Linked DNA regions of Homo sapiens: region 2 is linked to region 1. Evidence: read pairs that join two places in POLR2A ChIA-PET (ENCODE). Cell type or tissue: OCI-LY7. All regions are shown on one strand. Region 1 has its middle 29 kb from the start of LINC02422. Region 2 overlaps AMN1 (antagonist of mitotic exit network 1 homolog).

Evidence for each region. ChIA-PET counts read pairs that join two places held together with the same protein. Peaks named below come from ENCODE experiments on the same cell type or tissue, not always from the same donor. Only the 100,000 strongest peaks of a DNase experiment are listed, where the experiment ranks them.
Region 2: POLR2A ChIA-PET joins it to region 1 with 5 read pairs; 9 of 35 experiments call an interaction of 5 or more read pairs at or near these places.

What each region holds. Positions count from the first base shown.
Region 1 is chr12:31,913,743-31,918,742 of GRCh38, forward strand. No RefSeq gene overlaps it. Among named protein-coding and RNA genes, the nearest start is that of LINC02422, 29 kb to the left of the region's middle. In OCI-LY7, no CTCF peak of the experiment used is centred here; a DNase peak (open chromatin) is centred at 1,899.
Region 2 is chr12:31,708,614-31,713,613 of GRCh38, forward strand. It overlaps AMN1 (antagonist of mitotic exit network 1 homolog), which reads right to left. Exons shown (of 7, transcript NM_001113402.2): 2 at 680-812. Among named protein-coding and RNA genes, the nearest start is that of AMN1, 18 kb to the right of the region's middle. In OCI-LY7, no CTCF peak of the experiment used is centred here; no DNase peak of the experiment used is centred here.

The sequences.
Region 1 (5,000 bases):
TGTTATATATACTTATCACAACTAAATATATAGGACAAAATAATAAATCAGGAAACACAATGGAAAAGTTTCCTTACAATAGCAGGAGAAACTAGACTACCTACAAAGACTGCATAAAACTGTATGATTGTATAAAAAGATATAAACAACCAGGTGCAATGGCTCATGCCTGTAAGCCCAGCACTTAGGGAGGTTGAGGCGCGAGGATCACTTGAGCACAGGAGTTTGAGACCAGCCTGGACAACACGATGAAATCCCATCTCTACTAAAAATACAAAAACTAGGCCAGGCATGGTGGCTCACACCTGTAATGCCAGCACTTTGGGAGGCTTAGGCGGGTGAATCACGAGGTCAGGAGTTCAAGACCATCCTGGCCAATGTGGTGAAACCCTGTCTCTACTAAAAATACAAAAATTAACTGGGCGTGGTGTGCGCCTGTAATCCCAGCTACTCAGGAGGCTGAGGCAGGAGAATCGCTTGAATCCAGGAGGCAGAGGTTACAGTGAGCTGAAATTGCACCACTGCACCCCAGCCCGGCAACAGAGCGAGAGTCTGTCTCAAAAAAAAAAAAAAAAAAAAATTAACTGGGCATGGTGGTACACGCCTGTAATCTCAGCTACTCAGGAGGCTGAGGCAGGAAAACTGCTTGAACCGGAACTGGGGAGGCAGAGGTTGCAGTGAACTGAGATTGAGCCACGGCACTCCAGCCTGGGCTACAGAGTAAGACTCTGTCTCAAAAAAAAAAAAAAAGAAAAAGAAAAACCAGCTGGGTGTGGTGGGTGGTGCATGCCTGTAGTCCCAGCTACTTGGGAGGCTAAGGTGAGAGGATCACCTGAGCCCAGGAGGCAGAGGTTGCAGTAAGCCAAGATTATGCCACTGCACTCCAGACTGGGTGACAGAGCAAGACCCTGTCTCAAAAAAAAAAAAAAAAAAAAGGATATAAAAGAACACCTGGATAAATGGAGAGACAGTCTCTGGATCAGAGGACTCAACATAAAATTAAAAATTAAAAACAGGAAAATCTCTTCCAATTAATCTATGCATTCTGTGAAATACAAAGGAATTCTTAACAGTATTTATGCATACACACATATACTATAGATAGATATATAGATAATAGATAGAGTGAAAAGAAATCCAAAATAGAGATGATTATGTCAGAGGTCTCTAAAAAGGAGCCAAGAGGGCATAAGGAGTTGGGAGTTGAACCCCAGTCACGTACACACCCAGAAGGAATTTGACCTCTTTGAACTGAGCCAAATTTAAAACTTCTTTAAGAAGCAGCTGTATTTGATTTGAACTATTTACACCAGGTCTAATCACCAACCTCCTGAGGAGACAACTGTGCTGAATTAAGCTCATTACTGCCTAGAGACATACAAGCTGTCAATCAACCATTGTCAATCATGGATTGTGCTAAAATTTTCAACTTGTGTAAACTTGCAAGAAACCTTTATAAGCCCCTGCCCAGTCTTGTCTGAATGGAACAGATTTGTGTCTCCTAAATTGCAAGTCATGAAAGACCCCAATTAAAATACCTTTTTTTTTTTTTTTTTTTTCTGAGACAGGGTCTCTTGCTCTGTCACCTAGCCTGGAGCACAGTGACACAATCTTGGCTCATTGCAACCTCCACCTCCCAGGCTCAAGTGATCCTCCCACCTCAGCCTCCCAAGCTGGGACTACAGGCATGCGCCACCGTGCCCAGCTAATTTTATTTTTTGTAGAGACAATGTCTTACTATGTTGCCCAGGCTGGTCTCTAACCCCTGGGTTCATGTGATCCTCCCACCTAAGCCTCCCAAAGTATTGAAATTACAGGCATGAGCCATCATGCTGGGCTAAAATATCTTCTCTTTTGTTTGCTGATCCACAGCGTTGGTTTTATTTCTTATTAGTTTATATTACGTGGTGTCAGAAGTGGGATACAGAGCAGTTCCCTCTTGATCTCTGATGCCACCATGGACCCAAGCAAAGGTACCTGCAGGACGCTTTTGCACTCCATTGATCTTGATAGCCCTGGAATTCACTGGGTGAGTCCTCTTGTGTTCTAAACCTCCTGACATGGTTCAGATTGAGGCCTTTTTTCAGGTGTTTTCTGTTGCCACTTTTAATTACAAGGATGGCTTCATTGTTTTGGGGAGTGTCTCAAATAAGAACCTATGAGGGAAAGAAAAAAATTATATTTTCTCCTCTACAATTTGGCAACTCAGTTGGGACCAATAGAGACACTCCACTCACTCCAAGACCTATAAGTGGAATCCTGGGAGAACTTGCAGAAGCCAATATAAATAGGTAGGATTTTTATGAAAGTCAGCTTCTCCCAGACTTCTTTTTTTTTTTTTTTTTTGAGACAGAGTCTCCCCCTGCTGCCCAGGCTGTAGTGTAATGGTGGCGTGATCTCGGCTCACTGCAACCTCTGCCTCCTGGGTTACAGCGATTCTCCTGCCTCAGCCTCCCGAGTAGCTGGGATTAGAGGCACCTGCCACCACATCCAGCTAATTTTTGTATTTTTAGTAGAGACGGGGTTTCACCATGTTGGCCAGGCTGGTCTTGAACTCCTGACCTCGTGATCCACCTGCCTCGGCCTCCCAAAGTACTGGGATTATAGGCGTGAGCCACTGCGCCCAACTAGCTTCTCCCAGACTTCTATTTGTGGTACCTGGTCAAGAGAGGAAGGTAAAAAATTTCCCTGTTTCTTCTTTTCCAGGTTCAGATTGGCAGGAAAAAAAAATTACAAATAAAAAACAATTAGTTTTTTGAAATGTGACTCTTGTGAATCTGCTTCAGGTACTGTTGGTTATTGTTCTTTAGTTTCCAAAGATGGTCTTTATTTCCCTTGTCGCTCTCTTTTTGTAGGGCTTCTCATAAGGAGGAAAAATCATAAGATTCTCCTTTCATCCTGCTTAATTTCTTGAGAAGCTTGGCTTTGTCACCAGCAAATTTATTCTCCAGTCTCTACCACCTCAGAGAGCGTACATTGTTGAGCTTATGTCAGATGGCCAGCTGTGAGTCCAGCCGGGGGTCTGAAATGTCTGTTTTTTCAAATGTGTCATCTCTCAGGGAAATTTGTCTTAATTGTCTCAACCTTCATTGCCTTGATAATGAGGGTCTTTACTTTCTTAGGCTATCTTCAGAAGAAATTTCAGATCTTGAGGGGAACTGCATACTTGCACCCTCTTCAGGCATAATTTATGCATCTGATTATATACCATAAAAAGGCTTACAGGTTTTGAGTCCCAGTTAGAGGTATACCTTTGGAAATTTATTTTGTTTTGTTTTGTTTGAGACAAGCTGCAGAGGTTGCAGTGGCACAATTACAGCTCACTGTAGTCTCGACATTCCAGGCTCAAGTGATTCTCCCACCTCAGCCTCCCAAGTAGCAGAGACTTATACATGCATGTGCCACCATGCCTGGCTAAATTTTTAAAAAAAATTTTTGTAGAGATGGCTTTCTCACTATATTCCCCATACTGGTTTCAGACTCCTGGACTCAGAGATCCTCCAGCCTTGGCCTCCCAAAGTGCTAGGACTATAGGCATGAACCAATGCACCTGGCCAACCTTTGGAAATTTGGACTGTTAACGGCTAAAACTTTTTTTTCTGGAGAGTTCTCCTTTAACACCCGCAGAAAATTCTTTAAATGTTCAAATTGCCTGCTCAACTTTGCTGCAGGATTTACTAAAGTCACTCCAGCATTTTCCAGGCCTTTCTCAGTCCTTTGGAGATGTAAACCTTACCATGTTTTTGAAATGTTAGCATTTAGGGAATTAGCTAAGCAGCATTCCAGCGAGATTGGATTTGAAACAGAGCTAAAGTTCTCCGGACCAACCAAAAAATTCCTTTCCTCAGGGGATGTCTTTAGCTCAGGGGAGAAACATTTATAAGAATTAGCTTGGTTAATTGTTTTGAATTTTTGGTGTGACTCTTGAGGTTTTGGGGTGCCCATTTGTAATTCTTTCCACCCCCATGGGCAGCTTTTGTTTTCCTCTTTTAGTGACTGTCTCTTCTCATTGTCTGTCTGCTGGGCACACAAGGGAAGGTCTGCCTTTGTGGAAGGTCTGGCAGACACTGGGCTGAAAAGCTGAGGCCATAGAGAATATGGTGAACAAATGTGGGGTTGCACCCCAATTGTTGCTAGGGAAGCTTTCTCTAAGCTGTCCTTGGGAGGGTCTGGATCCTGTAAGGGCTGCTAACTTTTGCTCCCTCTTTGGGAAACTTGATTAAAGCCAAGTTTTAATGAAGGGCTTGGTTTAAAAGGGCTTCTTGGTTTGGGTCTCCTGTGTGTTTATTTGTGTTGGTTTTCTCATTTGTTCAGGTATACCTTTGATTTTAAACATCGGTTTATATTTTAAATATAAAATATTTATATAGTTTATATTTAAATTTATGAAATTTATAAATTTATGAAAACTTTTTGTTCCTTTGTTTGTTCAGCCTTCTCTCCTGAGCTAAATGGAACCACATACTCAACAAGTTTATTAAAACATTTCAAAGACAACAGCTTTAAATAGTGATTATTCTAGTGCTGGGCATGGTGGCTCACGCCTGTAATCCCAGCACTTTGGGAGGCTGAGGCGAGCGGATCACTTGAGGCCTGGAGTTTGAGACCAGCCTGGCCAACATAGTGAAATCCTGTCTCTACTAAAAGCACAAAAATTACCCAGGCATGGTGGCACGCGCCTGTAGTCCCAGCTATTCAGGAGGCTGAGACATGAGAATCACTTGAGCCTGGGAGGTGGAGGTTGCAGTGATCTGAGACCGAGCCACTGCACTCCAGCCTGGGTGACAGAGTTGTCTCGGGAAAAACAAACAAATAAATAAAATAGTGATTATTCTAGACCTCTAATAGGCAAATATACCCCCACCCCTGCAAAAACAAACAAACAAAAAACAACAAAAACAAAAAGCTTCTTCTTGGTGCAAATTTCAGAAATGAAGCCAAGAAATAGGAATGTTTGCTATTTGTCCATCTAAAATCTGGTCAAAAGATTTTTTTTAAGA
Region 2 (5,000 bases), 210 kb before region 1:
TCCTCCCCTTTTGAAATCCTTAATAAAAACTTGCTGGTTTTGTGGCTCAGGTGGGCATCACAGTCCTACCGATATGTGATGTCACCCCCGGCGGCCCAGCTGTAAAATTCCTCTCTTTGTACTCTTTCTCTTTATTTCTCAGACCAGCCGACACTTAGGAAAAATAGAAAGAACCTACATTGAAATATTGGGGGCAGGTTCCTCTGATAATTACATATGGACATTTTGGTTATCTGGAGGGAAAAAAACAAACCCTTATACTTTATAATATTCTAAAATGTGGGCCAGGCATGGTGGCTCACACCTGTAATCCCAGCATTTTGAGAGGCTGAGGCGGATGGATCACTTGAGCTCCGGAGTTCGAGACCAGCCTGGGCAACATGGTGAAACCCTGTCTCTACAAAAAATGCAAAAATTAGCCAGGCATGGTGGTGTACACCTATAGTCCCAACTACTCAGGAGGCTGAAGAGGGATCACCTAAGTCCAGGCAGCGGAGGTTGCAGTGAGCTGAGATTGCACCACTGTACTCCAGCCTGGGCAACGGAGCATGACCCTGTATAAAAAAAAAAAAATTAAAAATGATTACCAGTCTTACCATATACCATTGTTCCAAAAATCTAAAACCATATCTAAACAGAAAATATAATATGCTTGCTTTACAGTTATTCATACTCTTACCTCACTTATATTTGAATCTGTTATCTGTCCCTGCATACTCATTATTTTAATCAGTCTGTCTTTTATGTTGGGAGGCAAAGGCTTAATGTCTGTGAGATATCTGGAAATATTCTTCATGAAGCACCAAAGGCATCTGAAATACAAATACAATATAGTAAATCACACTGGGCCTGTACTGATTCCTAACACTTGTCTTAATGCTATTTGTTAGCACTTAGCCCTTTCATAAAAGTGTGTACATTTTGGCTGGGTGTGGTGGCTCACGCCTGTAATCCCAACACTTTGGGAAGCCCAGGCAGGAGGATGGCTTGAGCTCAGGAGTTTGAGACCAGCCTGAACAACATAGTGAAACCCTGTCTCTACAAAAAAAGAAAAAAAATACAAAAATTAGCTGAGCATGGTGATGTGAGCCTGTAGTCCCAGCTACTTGGGAGGCTGAGGTGGGAGGATCGCTTGGGCCCAGAAGGTCGAGACTGCAGTGAGCTGTGATTGTGCCACTACGCTCCAGCCTGGGCAACAGAGCAAGATCCTGTCTCAAAAAAAAGTATATACATTTTATATTAATACTATATTTACAACTTTAGCTCTGTAAGCTTCAAAAACCTAGTCTGTGTTAAATTACGGACAAGATGCTCTTCCTCTACAATTTTTTTCTATGCATACCTCATTTATCAAAATGCATTTTAAATGACCAACAAGAATGTTTTTCCTAAGTGTCTAATTTCTAAGACACATACTCCTAAATAAGCTTTATATTGGGACCCACTAATTGAAAAGTTTTATCTGTTAATCCAGCAAACTTGTTTTTACTATTTTTCTTGAAAACTATGTGGATAATGAAATCACTAGAGAAAGAACCATAACCACAAAGATTCAGCAAATATTACAAATCACAGAGATATCAAACTCAGTGCCAGGGTTGTATAGGCAGAAAGTAGAGTTATCAGGCAACAACCAAGAATCTTATGACCAACATATCTTATCTGTGTCCTGAAATTCCAACCATCTGAAAAACTCATACTTTAAAGAAACAAATACAAATCTTATTAATTTCTGTCTACAAATATCCCCATATATACAAAATTTTACATTCATGAGTGAATGTGATCATATACCTGTGATTAATTTTTTAGTGCAATGTTAATTTTTTCTTTTTCCTCTTTTGGTTTCCTACACAGTTTCCTCTCTTGTCCTTCCCCCTCCATTAGCTCTCTACACCAATGTAGCATATATTCTTTCTTATTTTTCTCTGTTCTTGTACACACACACACACACACACACACACACACACACATTTAAAGGCTTGTGTGGGGGAGGGGTCATTGTTTCCTAAAACGGCACCACAGTACACTTACTTTTATACACTGTCTTTCATTCAGTATCTTATGAAATCCCTTCAAGGCATCCGACACAGTACTGATTCTCCCTTAATGGTCACATCATATTTCACAGTACGGATGATCTATTTAGTGACTTGTATGCTGACAAGCATTACCACTATTTCTAGGATATGTTGTCAGATTATTTTTCAGAAAGTCTGGAAAACACTTCATATTTCTATTAGTAGTGTCAGAAAGCTCCTTTCCCTCTACATCCTTCCAGCAATAGATATCATGGCTAGTTTATTTATTTTTTGAGACAGAGTCTCACTCTGTCACCCAGGCTGGAGTGCAGTGGCATGATCTCAGCTCACTGCAACCTCTGCCTCCCAGGTTCAAGCAATTCTTCTGCCTCAGCCTCCCAAGTAGCTGAGACTATAGGCGTGTGCCACCATGCCTGGCTAATTTTTGTATTTTTAATAGAGATGGGGTTTCACCATATTGGCCAGGATGGTCCAAACTCCTCACTTGGGATTACAGGCATGAGCCACCGCACCCAGCCCTATTTATTTATTTTATATTTAATTTTAATTTTATTTATTCTTTCCATTTCTTTGTTATCTCCATTTCCCACTCCCATTCCCCACCCCTCTAGGAAACCATTCTCATGTTTAATGTGTATCCTTTCATTGTATATTTCCTTTTAACATGTTTATTGTATGCATGCATTTCTAATTTATAAACATGGGACTTGTCATAGATTTGTTTAGTTTTTCACTCAGCACTGTTTTCAAGATCACCTACTCTTAAATGTTGGAAGGCCTAACAGGTGAAAATGATGTCTCACTATTACTTTAACTTGTATTTCTCTAATTACCAATAAACAACATCCTTGCATGAGCTTGCTGGCTATCTGGATATGCTTTTCCATAAACAATCTATACATATCCTTTGCCTGTTTTGTTATTTTTAAAAACTGATACATAATAGATGTACATATTTTCAGGGTACATGTGATAATTTGATACATTCATATAATGTGTAAAGATCAAATCAGGGTAACTGGGTTATCCATCACCTTAAATATTTATCTTTTGTTTATGCTAGGAACATTCAAATTATTCTCTTCTAACCATTTTGAAGTGTATAATAGATTATTATTAACTATAGTCACCCTACCCATCTATTGAACACTATTTTTTATTTGTGTATTTATACCCATTAATCAACCTCTCTCTATGCCGCCATCCCCTGCCCTTCCCAGCCTCTGTTAGCCACCCATCTACTCTCTATCTTCATGATATCCACTTTTTTTTAGTTCCCACATATGAATGAGAACATGTGACATTTGTCTTTCTGTGTCTGGCTTACTTAACAAAATGACCTCCAGTTCCATCCATGTTGCTGCATATGACAGAATTCATTCATTCCCCCCTCCCTCCCTTCCTCCCTCCCTCCCTCCTTCCCTACCTCCCTCTCTCCCGAGATGGGGTCTTGCTCTGTTGCCTAGGTTGGGGTGCAATGGTGCAATCACAGCTCACTGCAGCCTTAACCTCCTAGGCTCAAGAGATCCTCCTGCCTCAGCTTCTAGAGGCATGCTTACCACACTTGACTAAGATTTCATTATTATTTTATTTTATTATTATTTTTTTTCAAGATGGAGTCTTGCTCTGTCGCCCAGGCTAGAGTGCAGTGGTGCAATGTCGGCTCACTGCAACCTCTGCCACCCAGGTTCAAGCAATTCTCCTTCCTTGGCCTCCCAAATAGCTGGGATTACAGGCACATGCCACCACGCCCGGCTAATTTTTGTATTCTTAGTAGAGACAGGGTTTCACCATGTTGGCCAGACTGGTCTTGAACTCTTGACCTCGTGATCTGCCTGCCTTGGCCTCCCAAAGTGTTGGGAATACAGGCATGAGCCACCGTACCCAGCAGATTTCATTATTTTTTAATGGCTGAATAATATTCCATCATATATATGTATTATACCACATTTTCTTTATTCATTCATCCATTGATGGGCACTTAGGTTGATTCCATATTTTGGTTATTTTTATTTTTTTGAGACAGAGTCTTGCTCTGTTGCCAGGCTGGAGTGCAGTGGCACAATCTCAGCTCACTGCAACCTCTGCCTTCCGGGTTCAAGCAATTCCCCTGCCTCAGCCTCCCAAGTAGCTGGGACTACAGGTGCATGCCACCACACTCAGCTAATTTTTTCTTTTTTAGTAGAGACGGGGTTTCACCATGTTAGCCAGGATGGTCTCAAACTCCTGACCTCGTGATCCACACGCCTCGGCCTCCCAAAGTGTTGGGATTACAGGTGTGAGCCACCATGCTCGGCCCATATTTTGGTTATTACAAATAGTGCTGCAATAAACATGGGAGTGCAGATATCTCTTTTATATATTTATTTATTTTCTTTTGGATATTTACCCAGTGGTGAAATTGCTGAATCATAGGGTAGTTCCATTTTTAGTTTTTTGAGGACCATTTTGTTATTTGTTGACAAATTTGTAAGAGCTCTTTGTTGTGGCCAAATACATGCTCTATATATTCAGAGAATGTATATTATCTACGTGAGAGATGTAATGTTCTCTCTGTGTGTTATATATATATGTATGTATAAGTATCTCTCTCCATGTATGTATATGTGTTTGCACATAAATATGTTTAATGTATATATGTTTATTTACAGTATTATCTAATTCTACTATATTCTTATTTTTCTACTAAATGTGGAATTTCTAGTTTATGATATTTGTAATTTAAAATCAAGTCTTCTTTTCATTTCTGCAAGTTTTTGCTTGTTGTTTTATAATAAAAAATTTCAAAAATACAGAAATATAAAACAGGGTGATATACATCTATGTACCTCAAACCTAGAATTTTGTTACTCTTTTATCATATTTGTGTCAGACATCTCAAGACATAAAACATTTCTGATTAAGGCTGAGCATGGTGGCTTATGTCTATAATCCCAGCACTTTGGGAGACTGAGACAG